Linked DNA regions of Homo sapiens: region 2 is linked to region 1. A link is an interaction called in ENCODE POLR2A ChIA-PET data of the cell type or tissue named here. Cell type or tissue: MCF 10A. All regions are shown on one strand. Each heading gives the region's core, and the rest is flanking DNA. Links, peaks and the distances in the headings are about the cores only. Region 1 overlaps GSN (gelsolin). Region 2 overlaps GSN (gelsolin).

The links. ChIA-PET counts read pairs that join two places held together with the same protein. Peaks named below come from ENCODE experiments on the same cell type or tissue, not always from the same donor. Only the 100,000 strongest peaks of a DNase experiment are listed, where the experiment ranks them.
Region 2: POLR2A ChIA-PET joins it to region 1 with 11 read pairs; 4 of 35 experiments call an interaction of 5 or more read pairs at or near these places.

Annotation. Positions count from the first base shown.
Region 1 is chr9:121,271,439-121,280,983 of GRCh38, forward strand. All of the region lies in intron 1 of GSN (gelsolin), which reads left to right. It overlaps GSN-AS1 (GSN antisense RNA 1), which reads right to left. Exons shown (of 1, transcript NR_103560.1): 1 at 9,330-9,545. Among named protein-coding and RNA genes, the nearest start is that of GSN, 8.0 kb to the left of the region's middle. In MCF 10A, for the core only: a CTCF peak has its summit at 7,475 (motif pointing right); a DNase peak (open chromatin) is centred at 7,223.
Region 2 is chr9:121,329,474-121,337,521 of GRCh38, forward strand. GSN (gelsolin) reads left to right here. Exons shown (of 18, transcript NM_198252.3): 17 at 1,915-1,975; 18 at 2,961-3,369. The coding sequence ends at 3,130. Among named protein-coding and RNA genes, the nearest start is that of STOM, 37 kb to the right of the region's middle. In MCF 10A, for the core only: no CTCF peak of the experiment used is centred there; a DNase peak (open chromatin) is centred at 5,948.

The DNA.
Region 1 (9,545 bases), core at 5,151-9,150:
TTCCTCTGAGGTAGATACTAGTATCTTCTTTTACAGATGAGGAAACTGAGTCCGAGGCTGAATAACATGCCCCGGGTTGTGTGGCTATTGGGTGATGGTGCAAGGATTCCAGAGGTCTGACGACAGAGCCATAGCTATTAATGACAGCACTAAACATTCTCTTGAAAATTCTTTCTAGTCCTGGTATTAGGAGAACTGGTAAGGGAGTTTGTTATGCTTTTATGAGGGGTGGGTGTCGGTGTGCAGAGCTTGGAGAGCTCAGCCCTGCAGCAGAGAGGCCTGGAGGGGCCTCCCGGGGCTGTTTGTAAACTCATGCTTTCCTGTGCCATCCGCAGGACCCTCAGTGCAGGTCAATCTCCCCTCCATTTCAGGGAATCCAGGCTCCAAAAGGACACAGGACTTGCCCAGCAAGGTCATGTGGTGAGGTGAGAGCCCAGCCAGGACTGGTCCCCCCTTTTCATCAATCAAGCTTATGCTCTGGAAATCTATCTGGCGAAGCCAGGAAAACTGGACACTCTCCTGCTCCTTGGTTATTCCCTGAGAAAATGCCAGCAGAAGCAGAGAAAAGCACGTCCCAGGGGTTATGCATTTTGGGGAGGAAGGGAAAAAAAGAGACCAGTGTTTAGGCAGCCGGGGGATGTTAAGTAAAAATATCTCCTCGCTTTCAACGGAGTGAGCGTGTGTCATATTTCAGCCTGATGTGGTTTGTGAAGTTGGAGACCACAGGCAGGCTCAGTTCCTGCTGCTGGCCAGCTTCCCCTTCCCTCTGTCCCTCCCCTGCCATATGCCTGCTCTCGTCTGCCCTGCCTGGGACCACATCAGCAATTTAAGAATAGGGCAGAGAAAAGCAGTGGGTGTTGTGGGCAAGGGTAGGCAGCTGAAGGCCTGGGCTTGGGTCCTGGCTTTGCCAGTGACAAAGTACTGGGTGACTTGGGCTAATGCATGCCTTTCTCTGGGCCCCAGTGTCCATTCTGCACTGTAGGGTGGACAGCATAATGTCAGCCTTCCCAGCTCTGATGGCCTCTGAGTTGGAGGGCTTTGTGCTCCCCACATGTACTTGGGTCCGGCATGTCTGAGACACAAAGTGAGCCCGCAGTGGTGCAACTGGTGATTCAGCTACTGTTCTTGAATTTAATCTTTTCGGACTGAATTGATTGCCCCATTTTGCAGATAAGGGAGTTGAGGCCTAGGATTTGTTGATGTATCCCATTCCCTGCTCTACAAGCAACAATAATAAGGGCCACCATATGTAACACACTTACTATGTATGTTCACCTTTTGCTTTCACTATCTGCTTTAATCTTTTAACAGATCTACGAGGGGAGAGATAGTGACTCCATTTTACAGATGAGGAAACTGAGGCTCAGTTTAGAAAAATGAAAGGACTTACGTTCTCTTCTTTGAGTCTCACAATAGTCCTGGGGTTGTCATTATGTGACCCATTTTACCAGTGAGGAAACTCAGGCCTGGAGACGTGAGCTCCTTTGCCCAGGGGTCCCCAGGGCCCACACACAGCCTGTCAGGTTCCTTCCCAGGCCCTCCTGCTCCTCCCTCCTCCCTTGCTTGCTCTGCCTCATGGGGAGCCTCTTCACCTCTTGCATTCAGTGCCTGGGTTAAGGGATGAGAACAGTTTTCTTCCTGGGCTATAAAGTATCCCTGAAATTGACTCTTCCCAAGAGTGATCCAGAAAGGCTTTAAGCCATGGAGCCTCGCAGGGAACTCCAGTGAAGGGGTCGCACCAGTGGGAGTGGATTCGTTTATTCTGCTGAGCTGGCTAAGCAAACAGTCCTGTTATTTTCCAACCTCAATAAGAATATCATCAGAGCCAAGCTTATTTGCCAAGCAAAGTATATATATTCTACATATGTGAGCCTTCAGGGTGGGGCTTGGCCCTTAATTTCCCTGCTACAGAGACTGTGGCTGAGCTGGGTTTTGGTGGGTACTAAGTAAATACTAGTTAACTTGTTGGGTGTGTGTTGATGATGTGGGTGGCATATGTACTTTTTTCTCCCCACCTCCAAGGACCTTTTCCCCCCACCCTTATTATTTCTATTACACTTGTGATAGAAAATTTAGGAAATAAAAAAGTATATATATAAAAAAGAAGTGTTCATAACTAACCAGAGAAAATCACTGCCAACACCTGGGTGCCCTTCCTTCCTGATATTTTCAGTGCATTTTTTTTTACCCCCACACAATTATCCTATATTTATAATTGTCTGTTCTGACTTTCTGTTTTTTCTCAACATTATATCGTAAGTATTTTTCTCATGTTATTAAGGATTCTTTTTAAATTTAATTTTTAAAAGTTTTAAAAGCATACTATACCTAAGTAGATAAATGTTTATTCTAATTTAAATCTTTTATTCCAATAGTCCTAGGGATTAAAAAATGAAATAATGCTTTTTATTTATTAACAAAAAGGCTGAGAGAAACAGGATTTGCCCAAGATCACCCCCAAAGAACCAAGACTGGGGCTCCCCAGGGCTGTAGTTTGCATCCATAAATACAGAGAGAATAATGTTTATAATCTTGGGTATAAAAACTTCTGGTGAAAAGGTTGATCAAATGCTAGCTGTATTTCTCCCCCTTCCATGGCTTTCTACTGAGTCTCTCTCTCCTACAGGACCCTACTTTGCTCCATAATTAAGCAGCAAAGTATTTCAAGAGCTGTTCAGATTCTAGAAACTCATAGCAGATGAAATCGACAGATAAGTCAGATATCGAATATAGACATTAAAAGATCTGGGCACTAGGCTGTACCCTGTTATTGTCAGTGGCTCTTTAGTCCTTAAACAAGGGTCTTGCCTCCTACTTTTTTTTTGTTATGGTAGAAATAAATGCCCACCCGAGTTTTCATCACTCACTATTATTCTATCTTTGGTGTGCCTGTACCATGTTCCCTTAACAATCCTCAATTATGAAACATTTAGGCAGTTTATAAACAATACTGCAATGAACAACCTAGTGCATACTTTTTTTGTGTGTTCTTCTTTTATTATTTCCTAGAAGTGAGCCCTAGAAATGGAGTTCCTGAGTCAAAATGACACATTTTATAGCTTTTTCTTGTTAAAAAAAAAATTCAGTGACACTTGTGAAAACACGGTAAGGAAGTCTTTATTCAGGAACATTGCCTTGGGCATAGGGACCACTGCAACAGGGTCCTACAGTGAGGGAGAGAGTTTGGGCTCAACTCCTAATACAGCATGGGCGAGTGGGAATTGATAGCTGCAGAGCAGGGTAGGGGTCAGCGGATGGAAAATTACTAAGAGGAAGCTCAGGAATAAGGGATATTCTTGCTAAACCGACCTAACAAAATTATTGATGAAGACAAACCAGGGTGATTCAAACATCAGTGGGGGCATGGTGGAGGATGAGGAGCCTGATCAGATATCAAGGATGAGGGGTTCTGGCTAAACAGACTTAGCAGGATTCTTTTGCTAAAACTGGATTTTACAAGGAAGTGCACAGGTAGGCCTAGGAGAAGGTTCAGAAGCCTGGCTAAAGTTTGGCCAAGCAAATAATCTGTGTCATGCTAAATTTTGCCAAATTTCTGCTCATAAAGGTTACAGTAGTCCTTATTCCTACCAGCCATCCGTGAGAATGGCAGCATTCTTCAGGAGCATCTGAAGCTGGTTATAAAAAGCTCAGCTGTCCTTTTATAGAATAGAGTACAGCGACCATTTTCCTGAAACGTTACATTTCATTCATTCATTTGGCAAATACACTTGCACAATTCAGCAGCAATAAAGCATAACAAGTTAAGATCCCAGGCCGAAGAAGTGGAGAGAACTTGGTTCTCCTTCTGGTTTATGTTTTGCACTTGCCCTAAGACCTTGAGGACATCACCTCACTGAGTTTCATTTTTCTCAGCTATACAGTTAGGGCTTCAATACCCACTTCACAGAATTCTACAAAGTACCTAACACAATGCTTGGCCAGTGCAATCATGTGGATGCTGGGAATTTGTATTATCTCATCTGACTCCAAAGAGCCCTGGAAAGGAAGCAGGTAGGGACAGATCCTTCCCATTTCATGGACTCAGAGAAGAAACGGCCATGTTTCTTGGTGTCCTGAGCTTCACTTCAGGAACTGGTAGTCCAAAGGAACTGTATCGTTCAGAACGGAGGTAAAACAGGCTTTTGTGGGCTAGCCTGTATCCATCCCCCTCCCACCTCCCCTCCCACCACAGTACCTGTTTCTCTTGGAAGGCAAGTTCCCAGTTCCAGTGGCAGCCAGAATTCTTTCTATGCTCTTTTAGAAGGTGGGAGATGCCTGCCTAGACTGTTCAGTGGTCTTAAAAAAGAGACCATAAAATTCATGGTTGCATAAAATATAGTTTTCATAGATTTAAATTGCATTTTAAATGCACTAAGGCTTCATCTTTGAGCTTTTCAGAAATGTGGGATTTCAGACTCCATCTTTAGGGTTGCCTTATTTAGCAAATAAAAAACAGTGTGCCAGTTAAGCATGAGTATGGCCCTTGGAATGTTTGGGGCATAATTATACCAAGACATCTTATTGTCTTTCTGACATTTAGATTTAACTGGGCATCTCATGTTTTATCTGGCAACCCTACCCACCTTGGGTCTACTGAATCCAAATCTGGATTTTCACAAGATCCCCATGGAATTCGTGTGCGAATTCAAGTGTGAGAAGCATTGCATTGGGAGCCTTGCCATCAAAGCCCTGAATGAATCCTTTTTGTAACAAATCTGTTGGTAAAATATAATGCACTATTTATAAAGAGCCTGATTATTCCCAAATCAACCATTTGCACACATCTGTGTGTTCATGTGTTAGGTTTTCTTAATACAGGCTACCCTTGCACTGTTGTCAGTTGAAGGGAAGAATTCCTTGCTTTGGTAAGAAGCCCTAGCCCCTCTCAAGGACCTATTTTCCTCATCTGTAAAATGGGCTACATCCTTAGCATCCGTGCCAGCCTGTGGTGACCAGCTGAGGTGGCCCCAAGGGGATGCATGGCTAGAGCCCACGCCAGGTCCCTCCTCAGCCTCCTCACAAAGGACCGAATGACTTGGCTCTGTGATCCCATCCCCCAGAGACTTTGGTGTGACTGTGGTGACCCTTGGCATAGCGCACCCCCCCGACTGCCTCCTCATCTCAAAACTTTCCAAACCATGACTTTTATAGCAGGGCTTTAGGAATCGCCTGGCTCTACCCTCTCACTTCATGGCTACAGATACTTGTGCCCTGAGAGAGCAAGTGAATTTCCCAAAGCCAACAGCAAGCCCTCTGATTGCTGCTCTACCAAACCAAAATGATTTCAGTTCTCATGAAACCTAAGGCCTGACTAAGGAAGATTAAGAAACCTGGTGGTGGTCGGGTCCTGTAGTGGGGTGGGAGGAGGGGGGAGGGATAGTATTAGGAGATATACCTAATGTAAATGACGAGTTAATGAGTGCAGCACACCAACATGGCACATGTATACATATGTAACAAACCTGCAGGTTGTGCACATGTACCCTAGAACTTAAAGTATAATAAAAAAAAAAGAAAGAAAGAAACCTGGTGGTGGTCATACGCCTAGTTTGTCTTGGTTGTGTGGTCTTGGGTAAGTCATTTCTCTCTCTAACCTATTCCCTGCCCCCACCCCTCCATAATATGGGGAATACACATTTTCCTGTTCCCCTAGGTCTCCTTTCTACCTGGTTAAGGTTTTATTTTAAGATCCAGTGGTAGATCTTGGTCTGTCAATTGGTCCTAGAGTGGAATGCTTTATGAAATCACTGGTACATGTGTTAGGTCAGAGACTTAATACCATGACATCATGAAAGATGTCTTTAGACCCTTTCTCTCCTCATTGCTAACAAAGATTTTATGAACTGTGTTTCAGCTGGACAAAAAAGATGTTCTAGAGCATTCTAAGATCGCCTGGGGCTTTTGTTAAAATGCAGATTCTGGTTCCACAAGTCTGGGGTGGGGCCTGAGGCTCTGCATTTCTAGTGATGCTGATGTAGCTGGTCCAGGGATCACACTTTCAGTTGCAAGATTTGAAAACAATCTGTTATTAGTGTAGAATCAATACTTATGAGATAAGGGACTTAAGAGGCAAGTCCCTTGTTCAGGGCTAAAGACCCAGTGACAGTAATAGGGTCTAGCCTGGAGCCCAGATCTTTTAATGTCTTGTCTTTGACATCTGACTTATCTGTCTATTTTATCTGCAGCTATGAGTTTCTAGAATCTGAACAGCCCTTAAAATACTTTGCTGCTTAATTATGTAGCAAAGTAGGTTCTTCTTTAGGAAAGAGAGTGACTCAGTAGAAAGCCATTGGAAGGGGGAGAAATACAGCTAGCATTTGATCAACCCTTTCACCAGAAGTTTTTATACTTGAGATTATAAACATTCTTTCTGTATTTATGGATGCAAACTACAGTCCTGGGGAGGCCCCAGTCTGTTTTTGTATGCCTCTGAGCTAAGAATGGTTTTATAGTTTTAAAGTGTTGTTAAAAAACAACAATAACAAACAAACAAGGAAGAATATGCAACAGAGAGGGTGTGTAGCCTATGGAGCCTAAAATATTTACGGTCTGGCCCTTTTACAGAAAAAGTTTGCTGACCCATGATCTAGAGTACCCAAAGATTTGCATGTTCTTTTTTTTTTTTTTCTAGTCAGCAAGAGGCCCAGCCTTATAGCTTTGAAATATAGTGAGGTCAAGACGTAGGGGAGGCAGCCTGCGTTGGTGGGAACTGCCCAGACATCTTAGCTGTGTGACCCTGAGCACATTACTTCACCTCTCTGAGCTTGTGTCCTAGCTTCACAAAATGAGGACAAAGATTGCTGCCTGGTAGAGTTATTGCAATGATGAGACATGCCTGTAGAGTTTAACGCTTGGAAGGTGCACAGAAAATGATAACTATTGTTATTAGGGGTGGCCATTTGAACGCTTATGGCATTAATGGACAGATATCATGTTACTCCCATCAGGTCTGAAGGCCCTCCCAATGAACTGGGAGCAGTCTTTTAGGAGAGAAAAATACTCTGCTCCAGTATCCCCCCATCCCACCTCCAGAGCAGAAAGCTCCTTTTTAGCCAGCTAGACAGACAGGGTTCCATGGTGGCTTGCAGACTTTCATCGGGCGAGCTCTCTCCCCAAAGACTGGCCTTTCCACAGCTGAGACTATTAGAAGGCGTCTTCTGTTCCTATGTCCTAGGATGTGATTCAGCAAACAGGCACGTAGTGAGAGCCCCAGGCTGGGATTGTGAGTGCTGGAATGAAACCCTTCTCTTTATGGCTCCATCTGGAGTGTGTGGGTGGTGGACTAGAATCAGTGGTTTTGCTGACCTTGTTTTTAAGCTGCTGCAGCCTTAAGGTCCAAAATGGAAAACAGACCAACTTGGAGTTAGCTGGGGCTAATTCTAAACCTGGCTGAGTTTGAAAACTCAGCTCCTGGGGTGTGTCTGAATCTCAGGGAGAGTGTAATGCTTTTCTTGCCCATAGATGGCAGCATCTGCACTCTTTGCCGGCTCTGTGAATGTGTGTGTGCACGTGCACGTATGTGTTACACACGTGTGCACGCATGGGAGTCATAGTTTCTTACTTTGGTAAATCTTGAGCTGCGGTGGTCCCAGCCCTAGGCCAGGCTCTGGGATACATGGGAGCAATTGGGGAGGCTGACTTGCAAATAGACTATTACAGTAGAGTGTGACCGGGCAGATTAGGGGGTGTGGAGGTCTGTACGGAGACTACACGGAGGACTCAGGAACAGAGTGCCATTGCATCTGGCTGGAGCCTGGTGGGGTATAGTGGAAGACAGGAAGCCATGAGGGCCAAGGCTCAAGGAGTTGAAGGGGACAGGTCATGAAGAATGTGGAGAGATTTGTTAAGGATCTTGGACTTTATCTGGGGCCATAGTGGAGCCATGGTAGGTCTGGGCAGAGGAGTGGCATGGTCTGGGCTTGCTCTAAGGAGGATGCATTGTAGGAGGGAGAGGTTGCAGGAGGATCAGTTAGGAAGGTTCTGCAGTCATGCAGGCAAGAGGTGATGGGGCTATGGACCCAGATGTTGGCATTGGGGTGGGGAGAAGGGGGGACACTCTGGATGCAGTCAGGGGTTGAACTAGCAAGACATGGTGATACACTGGAGGGGAGAGTGACAGAGCAAAAGGGGTGAGTGGTGTGTTGAGGAGGGTGAGGGCCTGGTGTCTGGACTGGTCCACCGGGTGGATGGTGGATGGTGGATGGTAGTGCTGTTTGCCGAGATGAGGTGCAGTAGGGGAGGAGCACATTGTACTTGGGAACAAATGCAGCACCACCATGTGCATCTGAGGATGAGAGTGCAATTTGGGGTGTGTAGAAAGAAGGGGGGCTGGATTCGAAAGGCTCATCCTCACACAGAGTTGACAGAGTGCGGGAGGTCATTAGTCATTTGCAGAAACAACAGAACCCAACTCTGCTTTGGTCTGTCCCTTGGAACCAGGAAGTTTCTGCCATAGTCTTTGAGAAAGACCCACAGAGGTGGGCACCAGGTCCTGCAGCCCAGATAAGTGTCTGGCCTCTGACCTCTCTGGTTTTGGGTACCGTGACTCCACTTCCGTGGCTGTGTCCCGTGTCAGTCACAATGCACAAGTCATCAGGACTGTCTGAACCATTTACTGTCAGCCTGAGAACAGGGCTTGTTTGTGTCTTAATCCCAGGAGCCTGCACGGCCCTGCCATCTTCGGGATCTTGGACTCTCCCCTCGGCTTAGGGAAGCTGGTTTAGGCAGAGAAATTTTCCAGTGTGGGCAGGAGCCAGTTTGCTCAGCTTCCCTCTGAATGTAGATGACTGGAATTCTTAGTGGCGAAGAACGGTGAAGATCCAAGTTGTCCCTGAGAGGCGGGAGGACTGAGCTGCATACTCCACGATGAGCTGATGTGGGATGGTCCTTCATCCACTCATCTAGCATATGTCCACTGGCACTGCCATTTGCAGGGCACATGCCATGCTGAAGCTTTAGAGGTGAAGCAGACAGAATCCTTGCCTCCAAGGAGCTTACAGCCTAGAGGGAGAGAAAGTCCTATCACCAGACACTGATAATGCAGTCTTGCTCAGCAGTAGTGCATTAGAACAATAATAGACTGATGCTGAGGTACAGAGCTGCGAATATGACATATCAACAGGGTGGGTCCCCAAATCGCACATGTGCAGGATGAGAAAGATACAATTTGCAGGCAAAAGACTTAGAAATTTAATTATTAATAATCAGGGTAATAATTAGAGTAAACACATGCCTTGTGCAAAACCCTGAACATGTTTTATCTCATGGTAGGTTCTAATATTATCCCTCTTTGAACAGCAAAGGCAACTGAGACTCCGAGAAGTGATGTAGCTTGCTCAAGTTACACAGTTAAGTGAGGGCCCAGTTTATATAACTTCAGAGTACTAACGTACAGCTCTGAAGTTGACTGTAAACTGAATTCAGCCATGCAATAGGGCTGCCTTAAATGCAAATGGGATTTTAGGCTCAATTAATAGAAGCATGATATCTCTAATGAAGGAGGTGAGAGTCCTGCTTGCCCTGTCCTGGATAGAGCTTGACTGATT
Region 2 (8,048 bases), core at 3,967-7,966, 57 kb after region 1:
CTTCCATTTCCTCATCTGTAAACTGGGAGTGGCGGTACCTCCCTTGCAGATACACTCACCTTGAAAGCTGCAAAACGCCCTATAAAGGCAAATCACATGACCTTCATCATTCTCTCCCAGACCTTGCAGGAGCGTGAACTCTTCCTTTAAATCTGTTGGCAGAGGAAGTTGAACTTAGCAGCATCTTGTTTGCAGGCATAAACTGTCCAGTGTCACCTAGAGGCTCTAGAGGGCTCCTGCTTCTGGTTTGAGGGCTCTGGGCTCTGTCTCCACTTCATCTCCTAGAGAAGGCCATTATGTAGGACTTGGCAGGGGAAGATGCCATTCACTTACTCAACCAATATTAATTGGGCACTGCTTTGTGCCAGGTGCTTTATGTTTGAGATGCTGGGATAGAGCAATGAATAAAGTAGGCATTTTCCTGCTCTCCCAGGGCTTACGTTCTCACAGGGGTGTCAGGTCAGTCACCTTTCCTATCAAGGTGGCTTCTCCCAGAGTCCTCAGAGTTACGGAGCAGCTGGCCACGAAGGCATAAGACTCTACACTACCCACAGGGATGCTCGGAATCCCCAGTTGGAAGATCGGGACCAAAAATGATTGCAGCTTGAGCCATTCAGCAGTTGTCATTGATTGATCCATTGGCTACTTAATCTGTTTGTTCATCTGTTAGGGATTCAGTCAGCCAACATTTATTCAGCACCATGGTCTTGCAGGCAAAATGCTGAGTGCTGAGAATCCTATGATGAGCAAAATAGAATGCCTGCCTTCGAGGGGCTTCCACTTTAGTTGGGAACACATTTATAAATAAGTAAGAGAGGGCCAGACATGTTGGCTCACACTTGTAAACCCAGCACTTTGAGAGGCTGAGGTGGGCAGATCACTTGAGGTCAGGAGTTCAAGACCAGCCTGGCCAACATGGTGAAACCCCATCTCTACTAAAAATACAAAACAATTAGCCAGGCTTGGTGGTGGGTGCTTATAATCCCACCTACTTGGGAGGTCGAGGCAGAAGAATCACTTGAACCCAGGAGGCGGAGGTTGCAGTGAGCTGAGATCATGCCACTGCACTCCAGCCTGGGTGACAGAGTGAGACTCCGTCTCAAAAAAAAGTGAGAAAAATGAAGTCTGACATTTTATTGTCTAATGCCATTTTATCAATGATAGGTGCTCTTTGAAGTAATATTTTAGATATGCATAAAAATAGATGATACATAAAAATCAGCTAAATAATGTGTAATAGAACTTGTAACAAGACTCAAAATGGTGATAGTGGTGGGTGAGTTATTTTTATTCCAAGCCTTAGGCCCATTTTGACAAAGATGCACACAGACCGGCACATAGTAGACTCTCGGTGCATATTTGTTGGATAAATAAATGGGTGAGAATATGTTTGGCCACTCATTTGTTGAACGAGTGAATGCTGTTCAAGAGATAACTCATGGACCTTTAGAGAAGAATCTCAAACTCAATGCCTGATGGTACCTGGTTGGCAATGTTAGCGAATGAAGCAGGCTGGGCTGGGGAGACGTGAAGGAGCAGTGGAGTCTGAGGCAAACTAGAACTGCTCATCTCAAAGGGGCAGCTCCTGCGCAGCTTGACTCAAGTGAGGTTTGAAGGCCCAGGCTGCTAGATCCTCCAATTTTTAAAGAGAAGTTGGAAATCTAGATTTTTATGTCATAACGGTTTAAAAAGACATTGTTGGCTAACACAAGGTGGTGGGTGAGCAAACAAAACATGTTTGTAGGTTGCCAGTTTTCAACCTCTGTTCCAAATCCTTCCAGTCTTAGTTCATGGGCTCTGTTAGAAAGGGGAGGGCTTTGTCTGGTCTGATACCTGGCCCCTCCCCAGTCTTCCTCCAGCCGTGAATTTGATCAGCACTCCTCATGTACCTTTCCTGTTGCATCTCACCTCCAGGTCTTTGTCTGGGTTGGAAAGGATTCTCAAGAAGAAGAAAAGACAGAAGCCTTGACTTCTGGTGAGGACCCGAGTGCCTGGGGGCGGGGGGAGGGGTCCGTTGCTTGTGGGGTGCTGGGAGTGGCTCCTGTACAGGTCTGGGAATGAGCATCTTTCCAGGGGACTGATGGACAAGATAGGGTGGGGACTTCCTCCTCTGTGGGCCAGCCCCTCATAAATCCTGCCTGGGATAGTGAAGAACACATCAGTTCCTTCAGAAACCCTGAGGCTTCTCAAAGAAGGCTCTCCTCTGTTCCAGGAGAAGGAAGGGACAGATGAGAAGTCACTTCAAGTTCCCAGAATACTCAGAAGCTGAACTTGTCAAGGTTTAGATGTGGCAAAGCAGGCCAGGCATGGTGACTCATGCATGTAATCCCAGCATTTTGGGAGGCCAAGGCAGGAGGATCACTTGAGCCCAGGAGTTTGAAAGCAGCCCGGGCAACATAGTGAAACCTCATCTCTAGAAAAAATACAAAAAAATTAGCCAGGCGTGTTGGTGTACACCCGTGGTCCCAGCTACTCAGGAGGTTGAGGTCAGAGGATTGCTTGAGCCCAGGAGTTCACGGCTGCTGTGAGCCATGATCGCACCACTATACTGTAGCCTGGGTGACAGAATGAGATGGTGTCTCAAAATGAAAAAAAAAAAGAAAAAGATGTTGCAAAGCAGATTCTTGGCAGCTGAATAGATCTGATTTGTGAGCTGGGAACCCAAAAGTTGGTTCCCATATCTTCCAGTAGGGGACTGCAAGGGAAAGTAATAAGCTTTATGAAGCAGGAGATTAAGCCGTAGCCCTGTTCCTTCCTGTGTTCCTGAGCAGGGTGGTGGAGAGCCCACGTGGGTATCATGCCTTTAAAGGAGGATGGTGCCCAGGGCAGGGGGTGGGCAGTAGGGACAGTAGGACCATAGACCCTCTTCTTTGTCAACTCCTGTCCTGAGTCACCCTCTCCCTGGTGTGGGAGGCACTAAGAATTCCTGGGGTTTCCTTTTCTTGCACGTGTGTCTGCAGCTAAGCGGTACATCGAGACGGACCCAGCCAATCGGGATCGGCGGACGCCCATCACCGTGGTGAAGCAAGGCTTTGAGCCTCCCTCCTTTGTGGGCTGGTTCCTTGGCTGGGATGATGATTACTGGTCTGTGGACCCCTTGGACAGGGCCATGGCTGAGCTGGCTGCCTGAGGAGGGGCAGGGCCCACCCATGTCACCGGTCAGTGCCTTTTGGAACTGTCCTTCCCTCAAAGAGGCCTTAGAGCGAGCAGAGCAGCTCTGCTATGAGTGTGTGTGTGTGTGTGTGTTGTTTCTTTTTTTTTTTTTTACAGTATCCAAAAATAGCCCTGCAAAAATTCAGAGTCCTTGCAAAATTGTCTAAAATGTCAGTGTTTGGGAAATTAAATCCAATAAAAACATTTTGAAGTGTGTACTCTAGTGTGGCTCGTTTCCTTGTGCCCATCTGACAGTGAGAGCCGGCGTCTTCTCTGCCTGTGTCCCTGGTAATTCTGAGAATGGCCAGAGAGGTGCCTAGCATTTGCCTGTAAACTAGTAGAAAGGCTACATCCACCCTGTGCGTGAATCCTGGTGCCCTGAGAGGCGATGCCACAGTGAGTTGAGAGGTGTGTAGATTGTCCTGGGGGATACCTATGCTAAAGGAAATAAGGAGGGGCCGGGTACGGTGGCTCACACATGTAATCCCGACACTTTGGGAGACCGAGGCAGGCAGATCACCTGAGATCAGGAGTTCGAGACCAGCCTGGCCAACATGGTGAAAGCCTGCCTCTACTAAAAATAAAAAATTAGCCAGGCGTGGTGGCACATGCCTGTAATCCCACCTACTCGGGAGGCTGAGACAGGAGAATCTCTTGAACCCAGGAGGCGGATGTTGCAGTGAGCTGAGATTGCACCATTGCACTCCAGCCTGGGTGACAGAGCGAGATTCTGTCTCAAAAGAAAGGAAATAGGTGGGGAACCAAGGAAGACTGGGAGAGCCATCAGACCCTCGACGCAAGTCTGACCCTAGGTGGAGAAAAAAGGGAGAGAAGGTTGTGCGGAAGTGTCTTAGTGGTCATTTATTTAATCCAGGAAGATTTGGCAAAGCTTGTCGGCAGTCCCAAAGCCAAATTCAGTGTTCTTTTTAAATTTAATGGTATAGTCCCATTTTTGTTGTTTTTTATTGTGGCAAACTGTACGTAACACAGTATTTATTTTAACCACTTGTATGTATTTCAGTAACATTGCATATACAGTGTTATGTAGCCATCACCACTCTCTGTACCCAAAACTTTTTGATAATCCCCAATATAAATGCTCTGCCCATTAAATACCAATTCCCCATTCTTCCCTATTCGCCAGCCCCTGGTAACCTGTATTTTACTTTCAGTCTCAGAATTTGACTATTCCAGGGACCTCATATAAGTGGAATCATACAACATTTGTCCTCTGTGTGTGGCTTATTTCACTTAGCAGAATGTTTTCAAGACTCATCTGTGTTGTAGCATATATCAACTTTTCACTCCTTTTTGTGGCTGAGTAATATTCTACTGCATGTCTATACCACATCTGGTTTATTCAGCCATCAATGGACTCTTTGTTATTTGTGCCTTTTGGCTATTGTGCATAAGGCTGCTATGAACATGAGCATCTGTTCAATTCAAAGTGTTCTTGAGCCAGAGTCAAAGTCAGCCAGCAAAGGAATTGTGTGTCTCTTGTAAGCAGGCGTGCCTTATCTGCCCCCTGCACTCAGTCTTTGGGAGGCCTGGCCTTGGGACACATGTGGGATGAAGTTCAAAGCCAGCAGTCGGAGCCCTTATCAATTATATGCCCTGCAGTAGAAAGCGGGCAGGGTGCATCCTCATAGCTGCCACATCCTGTAGCAGCTGCTTGGACCTTCCCTGCTGCCTCTGTTTCCCACAGATTCATTCTGCTGCCCCAAAGCTATGTGGAGAAATAACTGCAGCAGCTGCCAGCACAAGAGCTGCCCCCGGATGCTCTCAAAGTTTGCGGTCTTCAGGGTATGGGAAAGGGACTCTTCTGTGCCTTCTTGGTCCCCTGGGTCCTGACTCTCCACTCATGCTCAGCATGTCACACAGTCCCTCTTGGATATTTCTATGTTGTTTCATAATCTTTTCTCCTGGGAGACTAAACCAGTCCAAGAAACCTGCTGGAGGACATTCCCCAGTCCTCCCGCTCTGTCCTTTTGGTCTCTTCTCACCTTGTTTTCCCCCCGTCTTGTTCTGTGTCACCTCCCACCACCACTCCATCCCCATTGAGTTATGATGTGAAAGCTCGCAAGCATATGACTGTAAAAGAACAGAAACCAGCATGAGGGCTTAAATGATGGGCAGGCTGTGTGTTTGTGTGTGTGTGTGTGTGTGTGTGTGTGTGTGTGTGTGTGTGTGTGTTTACACTGTTGTCTCCAAAGCTGGCTGATCACCCAAATTGCCCAGGGAACTTTTTAAAAGCATGGATTCCCCAAGGGCCATTCCTCCAGAGATTCTGATTCATCGCAGAAGTGTCGAGGGTAGTGGAGAAGAAATTTTCTGGATGAAACGTGGAGGGAAGATGAAGTCACTTTCAGGCAGAGGGTGCAGCTAGTACAGGCAGGGGGCTGTGAGGGGAACAGCGTGCTCAGGGACAGACAGCAGCCTGGAGTGGCAGGCCTCTGAGCTGAGAAGCAGGCTGGGGCTTTGAATGCCATACCAAGGGTTTGGACTTGATCCCATAACGCTTGCCTTGCCTACCCCCAAAGGTTTGCTTTCATGGTCAAAGCAATCAACTTGACAAAGTCCTGGTACAGAAGTGGCATTTACCACCCAAAGCTTCTAGGGCTTTCACGAGAGGCAGGTAGAGGCCTGTCTAGACAGAGCTAGCTTACTTCCTAGAAATTAGTGGGAGGTAAAATTTCAGGTAGACCTGCCCATTAATTCTTCATTTCAGTTTATACCAGCATTCAAGGGTATGGCTGTGGCCTCAAAAGAGAGTTGTGCAATGCTCTGAGAAAGAAAATAGCCTGGGGCCACTGAGATGCTGCCTTCTTATTTTTCTCTCAAAGGCAGAAAAGCCAATCAGGAGCACTATCACTTCAACCGCACATTTTATCTTTCTAAAGTTGCAGACGTCATCGTCTCCTACAATGGAAAAATCATCGTGAAATAATGAGACAGATGCCAGAGGGACAACGCTAGGCTTGGATCTTGTGTCCAATCTTGGGCAATTCAGTTGAACAGATATTTTGTACTTACTTTGTGCAAGGCATTATAGATATAATACTTAAACTTTTGGAGCCTCAAGTTACCCACCTGCAAAATGGTAATGTTGTATTAATACCTAGCTGGAGGTGGTATAATACAGTGGCTAATAGCTGGCTTTTGGAGTCAGACCTCAGTTCAAATCTAGCTCTACCACTCATTAGCAGTGTGATCTTAAGTTCTTTGCCATTTCCTTAGCTGAAAAATGAGAATAAGAACAGTGTCACCCCACTTAGAATTCTCATGAGGATTAAGGGAGGTAATGCTTAGCACAATGTCTGGCCTATAGTAAGTGCTCGAAAATGGTTAAAAATAATGAAAGCACCTAGGCCACAGCAGAACCTAGTATTCAACCACGGAGGCAAAGGCCCAATGTACTGTGGATCAGAAAGGATGTTTTTGGCTGTAAGCAGTGGAGGGCTAACTCAAACCAAATTAAACTGTAAGCACACTTATGTGCTCTCATACATAATCAGTTCAGAGTTGAGGGGGACTTCATGGTTGACTAAACGTAGTGGGCCTGAGTTTCCTGCTCATTCTCTTGGCCCTTGCTAGTCTGGTAGTAAAATATCTGTAGGTGTTCTGGTTGCTCCACACCCATGAACAGCAATGCCCAGAGGAAAAGAGGACTGTTTCTAGAAAAGTTTTCAGAAAAGGGAGGAGGAACTGCTCCCAAGACCACGGAAAACCTTTCCTCAGGTCTCAAGAATCCATATTGGGTCACATAATCATTCCTGATGGAATCATGGGCTAGAAGGATGGAATTATTCATAGGCCAGTTAGGTTCATCCTAGCAGGTGGGGGTGAATTCTTCTCCTGAGGTCAGAGCGCTCAGGGGGAGGTATCTGAACAAAGTCATGGCTCCTAGGAAGGAGGGAGGAGATAAATGGATGCTGGGTAGACCGCCATTTTGTTGGAGACTTCTGGGGGCCAGATGCGGAAAATTAAAAGTAATGGCTCCTTACAGTTCTGTGGCATCCAGTAATTAATTTTCAGACTGTTCAATTTCCAGTCATTTTCCCCCGGAATCTTTTAGGGAAGATTTGCAGCCTGCATTATGATTACTATGTTTCTAGAGTTTATTGTAAAACCACAGTTTTAACAGCGGCTTCAATTTCCTTTCTCACTAAACTCTTCTGGCTACAGGGTAGATTGAAAGGGGCTGTATCCTATTAGCCAGTGTGACTGGTTTAGGCAAATCCTAGCTTGATCTGAGCCTGGGTCTGCTGTAGACCTGATGTTAACAACATCACAGGAAGAGATCATCACTAATATCCCCGGAGATTTTCCTGTGGCCTGGTCAACACAGCCAAATGAGATTATGCATGGACATGAAAAAAGCTGTGTAAAGTGTCTTGCACAGTGCTGGCATTCAACCGTGGTTCCTTTTGCCTTCTTCTTGGTTCCTATAAAGTAAAAACTCTTCAGGTAACTGCATAGCTGTGTAGTTGGATCTTAGACATGATCTAGCCCAGGATTTCTTAAGTCTTTGGATAGGTTTGGGAGTGGGGCCAGTGTACCCCCAAAGCATCCAAATTTGTGTTGTGCACACTATGTGCAGTTTTCAGACGAAGCTCTGTAGCTTCCAACACATTCTCAAAAGGTCTGAGACCCAAACAGCTGGACTATAATCTCCCTGTTTTACAGGTGAGGAAAATGAGGCTGAGAGAACATATGACTTATCCAAGGTCACATTATAAAGTGGATGCTATAGCAAGGAAAGCACTCCAGAGCAGTGATTTTCAAACAGAAATATGTAGAATTCTATGAGGTGCTTCTGTGATTTTGTAAATATTAGATTCAAATTCCATGTTTAAAGTGGTAATAAAAACAGACAAGCAAAATGGAGAAATCGA